Regions from separate parts of the Mus musculus genome. Here region 1 is linked to region 2. The links are chromatin loops, found by intact Hi-C in ENCODE. Cell type or tissue: heart. All regions are shown on one strand.

Region 1 (8,000 bases), 310 kb before region 2:
ACTATATTTGTGTTATGGCTCAGTCTAAAGGTACTTCCATTTTTACCTGTAAACAAGCAAAGGCAAACACACCTTACAATGAGGACAATTTGACCCCTCCTAATGCTAAGTGCTGGTTCCAAGTTTTACAAGTTGGGTCCCCACAGACCTTCCTACCTACCATCAGACTGCTGAATTATTAAAGCAAGTTATTTCAGGGCCATCACAGGATTCAGAAGGAGACTCCAAATGATCTTGCTTCTCCCCACTGCCAAAGTTGACCGGGCATCTAGACAAACACTGTCTGGTTTCAAGCTTTATAGACCTTCCCTGAAATAAGTTTCTGAGTTTAAATTGACTCAAAAATAAACCTTCTCAGAAAATGAAAGGAGATACACACACACACACACACACACACACACACACACACACACACACACACACACACCACTCACAATTTCCTCAGACCCTTGAAACCCTTGGGATCCCAGTGAACAGAGATTTGCCATGCATGGCAGAGGCTGGCTTAATACAATAGGTTTCTATTTGGATGCCATTCGAGTGTTGCGGATCTTAAATCAGAGAAAGAAGTAGTTACATTAGACAAGGTAATGGTTTCCAAAAATAAGAGCATGCCCAGTTTACAGAAGGGCTGCGTACACAGGCTCAGCTCTGAGGAGATAAGTAATACCCCACTGGAACAATTAGGCGGATTCTCAGAAACACTACATACTTAATTAGGCTGCCTAAGTCCCTGACTGAGCATACATGGGGGACTTTTTAAAGCATTTAATAACCTGAGTAAATCCAAAATCAGACGACAGAAACCGATCCTTTACTCGGGCTACATACAGCCTTCGGCCTTTGCTAGCCTTCCTTTCGATGCTTAAGGCATTCCTCCCAGCTTTGGAAGAGTGTGAATGGTCACTATCACCACTGGACTAAAAACACCCCTCCATCCTAGAGTTACTGGAAGGGTCCTGGGTGCCTGGCCCAGGGCTGCCCACCACGACAGGGAAGTGAGGCAGTGAGACTGCAGTGGTCTTTGCAAACTTTAGCACTGGAGTTGGGAAAAGAGAATAAACAATGAAGAACAGACCTCCATCAGCCAGGGGCACAGTCAACTATCCCGGCGCTAGATACAATCCCTCCTCTTCCTGTTATTTATTCATTAGTTTTGTATTGCACCTTTCTTTTGGCTGCCTCTGTATTTCCTCCTCCGTTATCCAAGCAATCATAAACAAACTAGGATTTGAAAGAAAAGTCGGAGAGGAGGGAGGAGCAGGGGGAAGGGGAAACACACACACACACACACACACACACACAACACACACACACACAATCAAAAGGCGCAGGACTCTTTCTCTGAATATCGCCCTCAGGGTTATGTCGCAAAGCTCTGTGGTGGGAGCAGTAGGCAAGGTAGACAACCGGATCCGGGAAGCCCACTGACTGCGTCCAAGGTCCACCTATGACCACCTGAATCGCTTACTCCTGTAAGTTTGTGCGGCAAGAGGTGAGGAAGATGGGGTGACCCTGAGGCATGATGTGGAGCTGCAACTCTGATCTCCATGAAAGAAAAAAAACTTAACCCGCCCTCCTCCGCAAAATAAAATAAAATACGAAAGCCCACTGCCTTAACTCGGAAGAGGCGAGCATCTTGGTCTAGTAGACCAAAGCGCCCTAGAGCAGGGGAAGTAAGAGGCACCTGCTGGGATCCTGCAACTTCAGGCTTCCCAGATCCAGACCCCAGACCCAGCCACACTCTATAAAGTTTGTTCATCTTCTCCAAGCTCCCGGGGACCAGCTCCTGACTGGGTGGGTGAGGTGAGATGGGCTGCGAAGGTATGGAATCTCTGGCCCACGAGATCGGGGACCCCCTACGTAGCGTGTCCCCCCACCCCCATGCACACATAGTAGGGGTGTTGCAATCGAGTTTACTAATAACATCAACAAAGAATCACACGCCAGTCTCGGCTCAGTCCCGGGACTGCGCTTCACACAGCTTTTAGGGGGAGCGGGGGAGGGGACCAGGAGGGCAGAGGGAGCGCCAGCAGAGGGACAAAAAGGTGGGTAGAAAGGGCACGTAAAGAGAAGACGAAAAGAGTTGGTCGGAGACTAAGGCGCACCGAGAAGCCAGCGGGTGGGAAGGAAAGATCAGAAAGAAAGTGCAGCAGGCTAGGCGGGACGAGGGACGCGCCCGGGATGGAGAGGTGGCCCCCGCCCCCGGCCCGGTCACCTTGCTGTAGCCGTAGTACCCCAGGCACTGCGCGAAGTCCAGGCCGGCTGGGTCCCCGGCCGCCGCGGGGTAGAACCTCACATCCATGCCGGGGCCGGGGGCTGGGGGCCGGGGCTGGAACTCGCCGGGGCCGCTACCCGCCTCCTCGCGGCCGTACGATCCACCGTCGAGGACGCCCGGCCGGGGGCGCCCGGGGACAGCGCACGGGCCGTGGGACTGTAGGGGCGTCGCGCGGGGGCCGCCGACGAGCCCGGGAGCTGCGGCTGCAGCACACAAAGGCGCGGCCACGCGAGCCGCGGGAGAGCGGGAGGCGGCCCGAGGGACGCGCCCCACCGGGACACCGAAGCTGGCTGCGCGCGGGCCGGGCGCCCGGGGCGCGGGGCGCAGCGCGTGGGCCCGGGACGGCCGGCGAGCTCAGGTGCGCGGCGAAGCTGGGACGGCGGCGGCGGCAGCGGCGGCGGCTGGCCCCGCTCCTCCTCCCCGGGCGGACTGAGCCGAGGAGCCGCGGAGACAAGGGGCCCGGCCCCTCCCCTGCCGCTCCCCCTCCTGCCGCCGCCGGTCCCCTCCCCGCGCCGCTGCCGCTCCGCCCCTCCCACCGCGGGCAGCTGGCGCGCCGCCCGCCCCGCCGGTGCGCTCCGCCGCCGACCGCCTCCGGGCTCGCGCCCCGCCCCGCGCCCCGTGCAGCCCCGGCCACCGCGCGCTCCTCTCCCGGCCTCTCACCGTCCCACCCCTTCCCTCCCCGGTCCTCTTTGTCCCCGCGGCCTCACCGCTCTCCCCGCTCCCGGGCCTCCCTCGGCCTCCCCGCTGCTGCCAGCACCGTCCCTCCTCGAGTCCCACTCTTCTCCCGTGCGACCCTCGCTTCCCTTGGCCCCAGCATCCCAAAACCGTCCACTTCTCACCCAGCCCTCTCTTCTGCCCCTACCACCTCGTCCCAGTTCTTGCTGGTGGGGGACCTGTTTCCCAATCCCTCTACCCTACTTACTCTTCTACTTGGATATCCCCGGTATAGACTCAGCCCAGAAACTAACCTGTGCAGGTGGCTCCTGAGCCAGGAGCCGGAACCCCATGTACACCTGTGGTCTTTACCAGAGGGGTGTTAGGGCCTGACCTTTCACAAGTAAGCAGACTTGAAGCTTCCCAGGTTAAGCCTCAAGTCCGGTCTCTTTGTATTTTCTTTACTCTTGTTTGTTTTCGAAAGGCATTTGAGTAACTGGATCTAGGCGGATCACTCGCTGCTCTCCTAGAGAAAATGTCCCTCTTTTCCTAAAAGGTTCTGGGTGATTAACTTCCCCACGCTGCACCCACCCACCCTCTTATTTCTTTCTCTTTCTTTTAATCTACATTTCTCTCCCCCCACCCTCCGCCCCCATACCCCCACCATCACCACCACCCTTGGCTTTATTGCTCTGAGTTAATTTGAAAGTTTGGCCTTCAGCCTTGGCGCTAGAAAATGTTGGCTGAGCTGTGAGATCTCCCTTTCTCGGTTCAGTTATCTGCGAACTACTTTGAACTAGAAGGGAAAGATGTTAAACTATTTCAACTGACAGTCTCTAAAGGTGTGGGGCCTGGATCACTTCGCTGGTCTGGGACCTGAACTTTTCCAGACATGCACGGATTTCTAAGTGTTCTCCAGCTTGCAACACCTATGTGTACCTTCCTTCACTCAATACTATACTTCAGGAACCAAGCAAGAAAAATAAACTTCAATTAGGTGGAAATGTGTGTGTGTGTGTGTGTGTGTGTGTGTGTGTGTGTGTGTGTGTGTGTGTGTGTGTGTGTGTTCTTAGCAGAAACTTGTCAGGGGACTGCCTAAGAGAGCCCTGTGTATTCAGAGAAGGAACAACTCCCCACATTGTCACTGGGTTGACTCTTAATTCCCCCCTCCTGAAGAGGCTTTGGTCCCCTCTCCTGAGTCTCCATTTACTGTTGACAACCCAGCGGCGCTCCCTAATGGCCCAGCGGGTTGCACAAATTGGCAGTGTGCTGAGATGTTATCAGGACAACACCCCATTGAGTAAGTTCTTGAAACGGTGAAGTGGAGGCCCTTTCTCTGGGCCACTGGGCGCCTGTGGCCTTTCCACCAATCAGAACTAGAGGTTGCAGTGGCCACCTGTTGTCCCGAAAGAGAACATCTTTTAAGTTTCACTATGAGTATCTAACAATAGTGGCAAAGTGCAGGGTCTGACCAAGGGAGAGAAGAAACCGCTGGCCCAGGGTACCAGAAAAGAATATTCCTACCGGGTAACCCTTAAAGGGAGCAAGCATCAAAGGCCGGGCAGATGAGCTTTTCTCTCTGCACACTCCTATCTCTCCCTCACCTTACAGTCTATCTGCCTTGCATCTCAAGCAATCTGAGCTTGATTACAGAGGATGAAGTAAAGTATAAACAAAGTTGCCGAGGGAGAACCTGAAGTTGTAATCAGACCTCCTGAATCTGGCACATAAATACTCTGCTGCAGAAATCCCACTAGCTGCAGAAGCTGGAATTACAGGAGCTAGTGGGTTGCACTCATAGAAACTGTGAGAGCCTTGCCCCTAGACTCTCTGGGTTTAGGAATGCCTGCTCACACCCCATACCACTCTTGGCCACTATTTTAGATTTTTTGCTTTTCCCTATACAGCCTCTGCCTGTCACGCAGAAGCCTTTGAGAGGAGACTACACTCACAAGTCTGCGCTTTAGTTTAGAGTGCGATGTAAGCAAAAGTGTGAGTATTGGGGGAGGGGTGAATGGGACTGTGAGACCAGACATGTGCTTGGGGCATCAGAGTGAGAAGTCACTGGTCCTTTGGGAAGTCTGTGCAAGTGATCTTTCCACTCTGTCACCACACATTCAACCAGTTGTCTTTGAGCACCCAGTATATGCCAGCCACTGTTTATACACTTGTGTATAAGAAAGGAAACACCAACATGACTCATGAAAGTTTTTAGAAGGGACTATGTGTTGTACTGCAGAAATGTACACACACAGAGAGGGGAGGGGAGAGGGATAGGGAGAGAGAGGGAGGGAGGGAGGGAGGGAGGGAGGGAGAGAGAGAGAGAGAGAGAGAGAGAGAGAGAGAGAGAGAGAGAGAGAGAGAGAAAGAGAGAGAGAGAGATTCTGTCTCATCCAACCATCTGAATGGAGGTCCTGTCATGTTACAGCTATTGCAGTTTTTGAGTTGCAGAATATTTTGAAGGAAACTCAAGGGATGGGGTGGTTTGGTGCACCTAGCAAGATGCTTGGTATCTCAAGAGCAGCAGACCTTGCTTGGTTCGTCCTTTGCAGTGGATAAGAGGAAGTTCAGAAGGAAGCTGGGAAAGATGGGGGAGAGAAAGATTAAATGCTTTCACATAGGAATATTCCTGGCAGGCAGCATGGCTGGGGGTGTGGGGGAACTTAAGGCTACACAGGACCTTTAACTGGAATAATCTCCCTGGAGGGGACTGTACCTTAGGCATCTTTTTGTCTTTGGGATTTTGTGGGGGTGAGCACCAAAGCTATACTGTTTCATTTAGAACCGAGTAGCTTTAAACTCTCTATTGTGTTGGTAGTGGCACCTCATTTTAGAAGTTCCAGAGGACATAAATAAGGCCCATGCGCAAACAGTTTTAGAGTTGATTCTGAAGCATTGAGGACCTTTGTGACGTGACATCATCCAGACTTTCCTTTCTGAATCCCATACCGAAGGCTTCCTATCACTAGGCAAGCCTTAAACCTGAAGAAGTTTCTTCAAAAAAAATTATGTTAAATGTGATTTAAATGTATGCTGAATAGTGCTAATGTTTATTAAGAAGGGCAGCAGAGGGCCTAAGTGGGAGTGGTTCTGTGGGCAAAGCACTTACCTGGCAAGCAGGAGGACCTGAGTTCAATCCCCAGAGCCCACATGAAAAGTTGGGCAAGCCTGTAACCACAGAGCTGGGGAGGTAGAGACAAGGTCTTGAGGCTTACTAACCAGTTGGTCTAACCTAATTGCTAAGCCTCAGTCCAATGAGAGACCCTACCAGAGAAAAGGTAGATGACCCTTCTGAGACACCCAAGGTTTACCCTCCACACAGATGGACATTGCACCCCACATGCAAACACACATGAAAATACACATATGTGAACAAACACACATACTTTTCAAAAAGTGACCATAGAAGTCTATGGGAAGCCAAAACATAAATTCTGAGCATAAAGAAACTCCTTGAGTCATTACTATTAGTTGTTATCAGATTGGTGTCTCTATTCATCCATGAATATTTTTAACGAGAAAAAAAATAAGTAAATGTTACAAAATATGAAAGCTGCTTTAAATCTTAACAGAGCTCTCCATTTTTTTTTCTTCCTTTCTGTGGCCTCAGGTTAAGCAAGAACCAGAGAGGAGTGTATTAAACTGAATCCTGCTGGATGTTGTAACCAGAAATCTTACTTTTAGGAATTTCTGAAAGTCATGTAAGCCAAATGAGACAGATACTATTAAATATTATATATGGCTTAGTTCTCTTGTGTTCGGGTGATGAAAAGACCTATCCAAATATTGTGATCCTTGTTTGCAGTATGTAATGTAGCCAAATTAGCAGCAGCTCCAAATGGAAATTAACAAGGCCAGAGCTTCTCCAGTTTCCCCTCTATTCCCATAGTAACAGCCAATGTATTATAAGGGCAAGTGGTTGGTGGTTGGTTTTGTATCTGAACTTGGCTTCCAGTCATAAAGCAGTGTCTAAATTCTTCATACATTGCCACAAAGTTTAAATTTCCTGTCAGAGAATCAGCATTTCACATTCAAAGTTGGAATCACATGCAAGTAAAATCAGACTGACCAACGTTCTCACAGTGGCTAACATGGGGTGTGGTGAGGGGACATCCAAGTGACAAGTCACTAGCACAACACCCAAGTAAAACTTGTCTAAGGGCAAGAGTTCCACCAGGAAATACAGGACAATACGGCCTGAAAGAAACCTCTAGGCCAGGCGACTTTTTGTTTCAGTTTTTACTAAATCAAAACTTCTAGTCTAGAAATGCAAATTATTTTTATATTTTTACTTCAGCTAAAGATATAGACACATGAGCAGATGGAACAAAGTAAGCCTTCCCTTTGTAATAATTATATGTATTCAGTTGTGTTCATGAGATTATTTCTTGCGTTACTAAGACAGATTTTGTTCATGTTGGTCTCTGTACAGTAGATGCAGGAAGAGTACACCAAAACTAACTACCACTTCTCCAATTCACTGTTACCTTTACTAAGAATACAGTCACTGGTAGGCTCTGACAGACTATAATTATGGATCAACAACCCCAAAAACCTAGGAGCAAAAAGTACTAAACTGAGAATTAATTCCTAGAAATAAGAGCAGAACTGCATCAAGTCTTTGCTTGTGGTCTGAGTCGTTCCTCAATGAAGCTATTTTAGAAGCCAATACCCTTAATGCGATCAGGAGGTGTGCAATTTTCAGTGTAGCTACCCTAAAAAAAAAAAATCCATTCACAGAAATCCTAAGCTGCTGCCCTGCCTGTTTGCTGAAACATATTCTATTTTTTTTTCTGAAGTGAAAGAATGACCTCTTTTGCAGGAACAATTTTCAGAGGCAGCGTGTTTATCAAATGGTTTCTCTGTTTTCATAAAAACAATTTATTTCTCACTGAACTCTTGGAGATAAGCATCAAAACCAGGAAGAACACACAATGAAGTTTATAATTACACTCCAGAAACAAATCCTACGTAGTTTTTATTTTGTTCAAGTGAAAAAGGGTTTTTTTTTCCCCCTCAAAAAGACAAAGGCAGTGATGGTTGGTGAGGAGGCTTCCACAAGAGTGGA
Region 2 (8,000 bases):
CCTTCTGGCACCGTAGAAACTCGTAAATGGGGAGGAAACTTTCAACTTTCAACTCAGTTCCAGTTCCAGCTTGGTTTCTCTATATCCTGCAACCAACGTGTGTAATACCTTCAGCAATAGGGTCTTATCACCTAGTTCTATGGACAACCAAGAGGAATGACCAAATCGAACATTGTTTGGGGGACTTCTGATGACTCCGGGGCCAACCGGCAGGAGAAGTATCCCACTCTCGGCACTGGGCTTTTGTTTTACAGACCATGGCTTCTAGATGCAGCACTAGTCGACCTTGTCGGCTCCCTCCTTTCAATCACTTTTTAAAATCCACCCCATCTCTGCTTAAACCTTCTGGCTCCCACCATATCCCCTCTCTACTTTCCTAGCATCCACACTGCAAGCTTCCCCTCCTTTTTTTGGTTTCACTGCTTCAACAAATACTCTGAATTTAACATATAAATGTAAAAATTCAAAACTAGGATCCATGAACGAGAGAGAACGTGCACTGTGTGTCTTTCCAGGCCTGGGTCACCTCAGTGTGTTTTGCAACTCCACTCATTTACCTGGAATTTTCATAATTACATTTTCTTACAACTGAATATAATTTCATTTTCTCAACTGATGAATCAGTTGACTGATATCCAGGCTAATTCAACCTCCCAGCTATTGTGAATATGCAACAATGAACATGGATAAAAAAAAGTGTGTCTGTAGTGGAACAGACTCCTTGGCTATCTGCCCAAGAGTGATGTAGCCGGGTCACATTGTCGCTCTATAGCTTTTTGAGCAATGTCCACACTGATTTCCACAGTGGCTGTAGCAGTTTACAGTCCCCCCAGAAGTGTGTAAGAACTCCCCCCTTTTCCCACATCAATACTAGAATTTATTGGCAGCTATTTTCAAGATGATAGTGATAACCATTCTAATTGGGGTGCTTTCAAAAATAGTTTTAATTTGCATTTGCATGATGAATAATGGTATTTTGAACACTTTTAAAATTACTTCCCAGCCATTTTTGAGAACGTTGTATTTGGTTCCAAAGTTTTTTGTTTTTTGTTTTAATTGGGCATTTATTGCTTGGGTTTAGTTTTCTGGGTTTTTTACATACTCTAAACATCAATCCTCTGTCAGATATATAACTGGCTGGGATTTTCCTCCCCCTTCATAGGTTACCTTTTCATACAACTGTTTCCTTTGCTGTACAGAAGTATTTTTTTAATCTATGAAGCCCAATTGTCAATTGTTGACCTTATGTTCTGGGCAACCAGGTTTCTATTTAGAAAGTCCATACCTATGCCAACCTCTTGTAACATAGTCCTTACCTTTCCCTCTACCGGTATTCAGCGTCTGGGGTTTTACATTAAGGTCTTCAATGCACTTGGAATTGATTTTTGTACAGGGTGAGAGATAAGGATCTAGCTTAATTGTTCTACATGCTACACATACACTTTACCCAGAGTCACTTGCTAAAGAAGCTGTCTTTTCTCCAGTGTGCACTTTTTGTCGTCTTTGTACAAAATCAACTGACTATAACTGTGTAGACTTATATCTGCGCCCTCTGTTCTATTACACTAATTTACATGTCTATTTTTGTGGTAGAACCATGATGTTTTTAATAATTACTATGGACTGGAATGTATCTTAAGATTGGGTAGACCAAGTACCGTGTTATTTTAAGTAGTATAACTTGGTGATATAATTCTAAGTCAGGAAGTGGGATGCATCCAATTTCACTTTTCCTTCTCAGTATTGCTTTGGTTGACTGGAGTGTGTATGTGTGTGTGTGTGTGTGTGTGTGTGTGTGTGTGTGTGTGTGTGTGTGTGTGTGTTCATACACGTGCGCATTTAGCATGTTTATTTCTGGAAGTAGTCCCCTTGGTATTTTGATAAGGATTGCACTCTATCCACCACTCTGGATACTATTTTTAATTTCTCATTGCAAGCTCGATTAGAAGATTCTCTAACATGTTTCAGAAAGCAACAGGAAGTAATGAAAATAAACTTACAGTAGCTGGAATACAGAAAATAAAGAGATAACACCCCTTGATCGTCGGGAAGCACTGATTTCCGAGGAAGGGCTATCGAGTAAAACACAGCTTTGTCCTCATCCAGGAAGGTACTGTGGGTCTTGGCCACACTTTCTATTTATGGCTATGCAGATAGGTTGGCTTTATTTTAAAGATTTTTTTTAAAGGATTCCCTTCATGTTAAAAGAGGTTTGGATGAAATGAATCTGTTAGTCTCCCTAGCTCTAAGATCCTGTGTTTTTATGACAGTAAACTCACTCAAACAGCTGTTGTTTTTTAAATAACTAATTAGCAGTACCATAGTTGGCTACTAAAGTTAATTGAAGGGGGAAAAAAGCCAAGTAATAAATTACTTCGACCCATGTGATTGTTTCCTTGTTATAGAACGACAGTAAGTACTCGGAATGGGGTTGATTTGTTATTAAGATCATGATGATACCTACCACTACTCATTGTTATGCAACAGAAACTTTGCTTGGGTTCCTGCCTTAATCTTCCCTGAGTCCATTAAGTAGATCATATAATTTCCCCCATTTATATGTCAGAAAGGCTCAAGAGGTTAACTGAATTTCCCCGAGATTGTAGATAAGTGACAGAGCCAAGATTTGAATCCAGATTGACTTTATGCCAAAACTTTTGTTCTTCTCCATCATACCATACAGACTCCAGACTTAAGGACAAACTCCGCTCATGGGCACAAGCCAGTTTTAATCTACCCTTTGATGACTGACTGACTGGTTGACTCTTTGACAGATCAAATACCTTCCATGCCAAGCCTCCAATAGGATAAGAGAAACCAATTTTCCCACCATTCTCCACTCTGTACATTTGAATAAGTCTTTGTATTTCCCTGCAGGTATAAGACAATGCTCGTTTAAAAGGGATCAGAGATCCATATTTGTCTTTACCCGGTCTCATCCATGATTCATTTTTAACAGAAGCAAGCCCCTCCTCCCCCTTCCCTCTGCCCGTTCCTCGTACATAGCTATATTGCTTGGCTGACTGCACGGATCCTTTGACAAAGCATGTGTCACTCTCACAGCTAATAGATTGATATGATAGCAAACAAATGTCTTTCCATTTGGAAGAATTTATACTTGAGAAAACACCTTTCCCCCAGGACCCTCTACTTATCCATGAGGATGAATCATGGGGATGGGTACAAGACAATCCCTACAGAGAGGTTTTTCAAAACCAGCTTTGATTGGTTGGCCTTCAGCTAGGTTTTTTTGCTTTTTTTTTTTTTTTAAGCACCTACAAATTAGGCATGCCGATTATCTTTTCAAAGTCTTTCTGGCTTTGTTCATTTTAATGGCAGAATAAGACAGCATTTAGACCCAAACACTTTCCCGGCAGTGTGCAAGCTGGGCCCTAAACATTTACCAAGAAATCGTCCCAGGGTCCAGTCGTCTTTCAAACAGAAACAGTGTTTAGCTACATAGAAATCACTTTAGGACAGAGCTGTTCCAACAGTCGCTGTGCCCACAGAAAAGGATTCTATTTTGGCTAGCAAATACTTGCAAAAAAAAAAAAAAAAAAAAAAAAGCCTTTCTAGCTATCCATGGGAAAGGAGTGAGTGCCCCCTGGTGAAAATGTGGGAAACGCTTCCATATGTTGTTTTTGGCTGGCAAGAAGGTGCAGATGTCTTCACAATAAAAATATACTCGCTGAGAGTGCTCATATCCTTGAGAAGAGCTGGCACCGTTTGCAGGACTGGATCTAAAGGTGACAAAGGCATACAAAGGAAGCAGGACAGAGGGCCTACACCAGAACAGACAAGTTGGAGCCACAGGTGAACCCGAATTTAAGTGTCTCTTTCTGGCTTCACCAAACCTACCCTCCATCTGTCTCCACCCTCTTCCTTGTCCAGGGGAGCCAACCTATAGGACTTTATTATGTATCCCTTGGCCTTCTGCCCTCTAGTCAGGTTTACCCAAGGGGAGGCACTGGCTGGTGATGGAGGAGGAGGTATAGGAAAATGTTTATTCCCAGGCTCCATCCTTCCAGTACATTTGGAAGGTACTGTCTCCCCTTTCCCCTGCCACCACCACTGCCCATAATCTCAGCAACTCCAGACAGCTGTTCTATATAACTTTCTCTTGAAGGTCTGGTGCCCTTTAAGCATATGGTGGTTAGAGCTCCTCACTGTTGCTGGCTTGAAGTACTTCACCATTCTCCCAGAGTTCCCTTCCTGCTACACCCACCTTGGTTAAAACAAAACAAGTTCAGACAGCAAAAATGCACACTGACAACCTTTATCAAGGTACCATCTCCTTTCCAAGTTTATCCTGACTGGTGCACATGCCACGATTTCTATAATATGCCTTTAAAATGCAGGTAGAGTGCTACACGCATAGAAGCTCAGAAGGAAGCTGGAAAGGATGCTGAGGCAGGAGGATTGTGAGTCTGGGGCCCAACTTGGACTGCGTAGCAGGACTCTTATCTCAGACAAATAAACAGTAACAACATACAATATACACAAAACATAAATGCAATAGACATCTAGATTTGTGTAGCACCAGGGACCCCTAAATCTCCCAGTCATTGTAGGCTCCAAATCACCTGGACAGAAGTGAAGTTAAAAAAAAAAAGAAAAAAGTATGGCCAGCTGTACAAAGGTAAGGCAGAAATCTCAGTGGTTTTCAGAGTCTTACTTCCTTCCGTGGCCTGTGACATCTTTAGCTCAAAGTCAAAGCTCTGACTTTGTTTTGAGTAGGACGAAGATTCTGTTTACATTTAGCCTTCACCCATCTCTCCAGGGTGAAGAGAGAACAAATTGTCCTGTCAGGAGAGATCCGTGAGATTAAACAATAGTGTGTTGGCTCTATGGTGCTAAACTGTTGAGAGTAGAGGCTCTGCAGACCCAAGAACAAAAGGACAGCCCCCTGGTCTGTAACCAGGGCACCAGCCCAAGGGTCTGTTCACTGGCAGGAACACACAGATGTAGCTGGACCCTGCCAGTCCTCCACACATCCGGACTTTCTGCATGATTCCATTGTGAGGCTGTCATTCCGGATTGTGCCTGTGAACTCTCTGCTGCTGGGGGTGGAGAGGAGGAGGGAGGAGCAGAGGAGCTAGCATGGCCTTAGGCTTTCAAAGCTGGGCTCCACTCCCAGTCTTACTTCTCCCTTACTGTGTGATGGGGAACAATGTTAACCCTTCCAAGACCCTTCCCCAACCTCCCAGTGAAGATAACCACAGCATCAATGCCGTTTACCCACCTAGCTGGTGTCATGAACCTGGGAGAGCAGGACCTAAAAATGAAGCAAAATAAAGTCGCATCCAAGATTCAACTATTCAACTTTATTCAGAGCATCGGACAATTTATATGCTGAGGGTTAAGAAGAGTCACCTGAGTGAAGTGTCCAATCACAAGGACAATGCCTCACATGGCAAAAGCATGTTTTCCCCTGAGGAACATGAGTGACAGCACATGAGGTAACTTCACTCCTATCCACTGCACCTGGGAAGAGCACAAAAACACATTTCAAGAACAATTTTGTGTTTTGAAGAAACCGAGGTCACAAGACTCTCGTCTTGTTTTGCTGGAGTTTTCTCACTAGCAGTCAGATTTCTCACATGACTCCGCTCTTGGGCTGTTCTGACACAGTGGTATGAAGGGTAAACAGAGTCATAAGAAATGAAGTGTGGCATCCCAAACACACTGAGGACATCTGTTGTAGAAGACTTGGCTTCATCCTCCTAAATTCTAAAGAGGGCATAGGCCTCCACCTCTGCACTGAAGTTCAACAGTCAGATCATCATACAGAAAATGGGTTTGAGCTAACAGCTTGAGTTGTTTTACATCCAGAAACGTTCTCCTGGGCCCGTAAGATACCACTAAAGCCTGACAACCTAAATTTGATGGCAGGATCCCATAGAGGATGGAGAGGAAAGCAACTCTTGAACGTTGTTTCCTCCTGACCTCCATACTCAGGCTGTAGCACCTGGATGTCCATCACGATGATGATGATGGTGGTGGTGGTGGTGATGATGATGGTTTTTAAAGAAAAATTTTAAAGTATTTAAATTCAAAAGTTTAAAGAAAATTCTCCCTTTCACACCTGGCCCATTTCAGCACACTAGGAATAAGAAAAATAATGATAAAAACTTATTGTGAGGTCCTCATGACACAACAGATACTCTACAAAGCTATCTTTAATTTTATGATTATCAAATATATAAAGGCATATATTTAAAGAGTCAAGGAGTCATAGAAGATTACATGACACTCAGCACCTGTCACCCTTTGCCCCCATGTCCATCACCCCAGTAACCATGAACAGCATACGTGTTATGAAGTTCCCAGTCTTGCCTTTTATACCGCATTGTTGCCCTCCTCCACTTCCGGTGATAACTAAACTTCTCTTCCATCCCTTAGCTTCATGAATACTCTTATTCACACACACTCTTCTCAATAAAACCATTTTTGTTTTATCAGATCAATAAACATTTTAACTGTACAGTCATGAGTAAGTTAATAACGGTTGTTTTCTTTCTCACGTTTCCCTAGAGACAATAGTCTTGCGGGGGGGGGGGGTAGGGGAGGGTGTTGTTTTTGTTTTTTAGTTAAGGGGTTTGGAGTTTTTTGGTCGGTTTGTTGTTGTTGTTGCTGTTGCTGTTGCTGTTGCTGTTGCTGTTGTTGTTGATAATGATGATGATAATGATGTTACTGTTGTTTTCCCCCTCCTGGGAACTTACCGCTCATGCAACTTGAAACTTCCTGCCTTTTTTCTAAATCTCTTTTTAAGACTATCTAACAAGCTCCTATTCTTGAAAAAAAATCCCCTGGAAGGTTCTGGTAGGTACTGGATTGGATTGGATTTCTTCTCCCTTGAATTGGGTCTCTTCTTTCCTGGAACTTCTTTCTTCTTCCTTGTCAAATTCTTCCCTCTTTTCTGGAATAGAAGACATCCTTCAGTAGCTTCCAGGGAATGGATTTTTTTTAACCTAAAACATCTTTATTCAACTTTCATATTTCCTTTGCTAGTACTGGACACAAATTTTTTTAATATTGTTTGAGGCAAAAAAAAAAAAAGATTTTTGAGGATGGCAAAACAATAACAATGAAAACTTTGGACAAGTTTATCATATAGGCATCCAAATACTTCCTTATAGTAAAAAGAAATTAAATTGGACCCAGACCAAAGAGAGGAAGCTCCCTTATTTAGGTATTTGGGGGCATATACCTAAAATAGCTGATAGGGACATTTTTTTTCGAGACAGGATTTCTCTGGGTAGCCCTGGCTATCCTGGAACTCACTCTGTAGACCAGGCTGGCCTCAAACTCTGAAATCTGCCTGCCTCTGCCTCCCAAGTTCTGGGATTAAAGGCGTGTGCCACTACCGCCCAGCCCAATAGGGATATTTCTAAGCATCTCTGCTTATTATAAATTACAATGCTTGTCCATCCCTTTATTTGATTGATAGTTTGCCTGTGCATACTCATCTAAGCAGTAATCATTTATCTTTCAGCCTTGAAGATATTCCTCTAGTATCATCCCATATCTCCCATGGTTGTGGGAAAGCTTGAAACCATTCTGCTTCCAGGTCCCCTCACTCTCAATTCTCCCCATGGTGCTGAGATCTGCAGGCCTGGTGTAGTCACCATCACTGTACCAGGAAATGGGAGTTTTCACCTTCTGTGGACCTGCCCTTCCGTTTTCAGAAACTGGTTCCCTTTCTGAAATGCCTGTTGCCCAGATCTTAGACTTCCAAAACTGAACCTTCTGTGTTACTTACCTGTCTGTTGTGATAAAATACGATAACCAAAGCAACTTCCAGAAGAATGAGGCTTTATTTTAGCTTATGGTTCCAGGAAGTCAGAACCCCGTCATAGTGAGGAGGCAAGGCAGCAGGCATAGATGCAGGAGCAGAAAGCTGAGCACTCACACCTTCTGCCTCAAGCAGAAAATGCAGCTAGACTAAATACTCAAGGCCATCCCCAGGGTTGTACTTCCTCTGGCAAGTCTCCACCTCC

The links. Hi-C counts contacts between places; a loop is a spot of excess contacts. Peaks named below come from ENCODE experiments on the same cell type or tissue, not always from the same donor. Only the 100,000 strongest peaks of a DNase experiment are listed, where the experiment ranks them.
Region 1: a loop joins it to region 2, with 8 times the contacts of the local background. A loop is called at or near these places in 9 of 42 quality-filtered maps.

The regions. Positions count from the first base shown.
Region 1 is chr8:90,345,645-90,353,644 of GRCm38, forward strand. It overlaps Tox3 (TOX high mobility group box family member 3), which reads right to left and starts at 2,608. Exons shown (of 7, transcript NM_172913.3): 1 at 2,219-2,608. The coding sequence starts at 2,305. In heart, CTCF peaks have their summits at 2,363 and 4,697; a DNase peak (open chromatin) is centred at 2,827; H3K4me3 peaks cover 2,948 bases; H3K27ac peaks cover 2,464 bases; H3K27me3 peaks cover 1,265 bases.
Region 2 is chr8:90,654,286-90,662,285 of GRCm38, forward strand. No RefSeq gene overlaps it. Among named protein-coding and RNA genes, the nearest start is that of Gm35850, 82 kb to the right of the region's middle. In heart, a CTCF peak has its summit at 3,616 (motif pointing left); no DNase peak of the experiment used is centred here.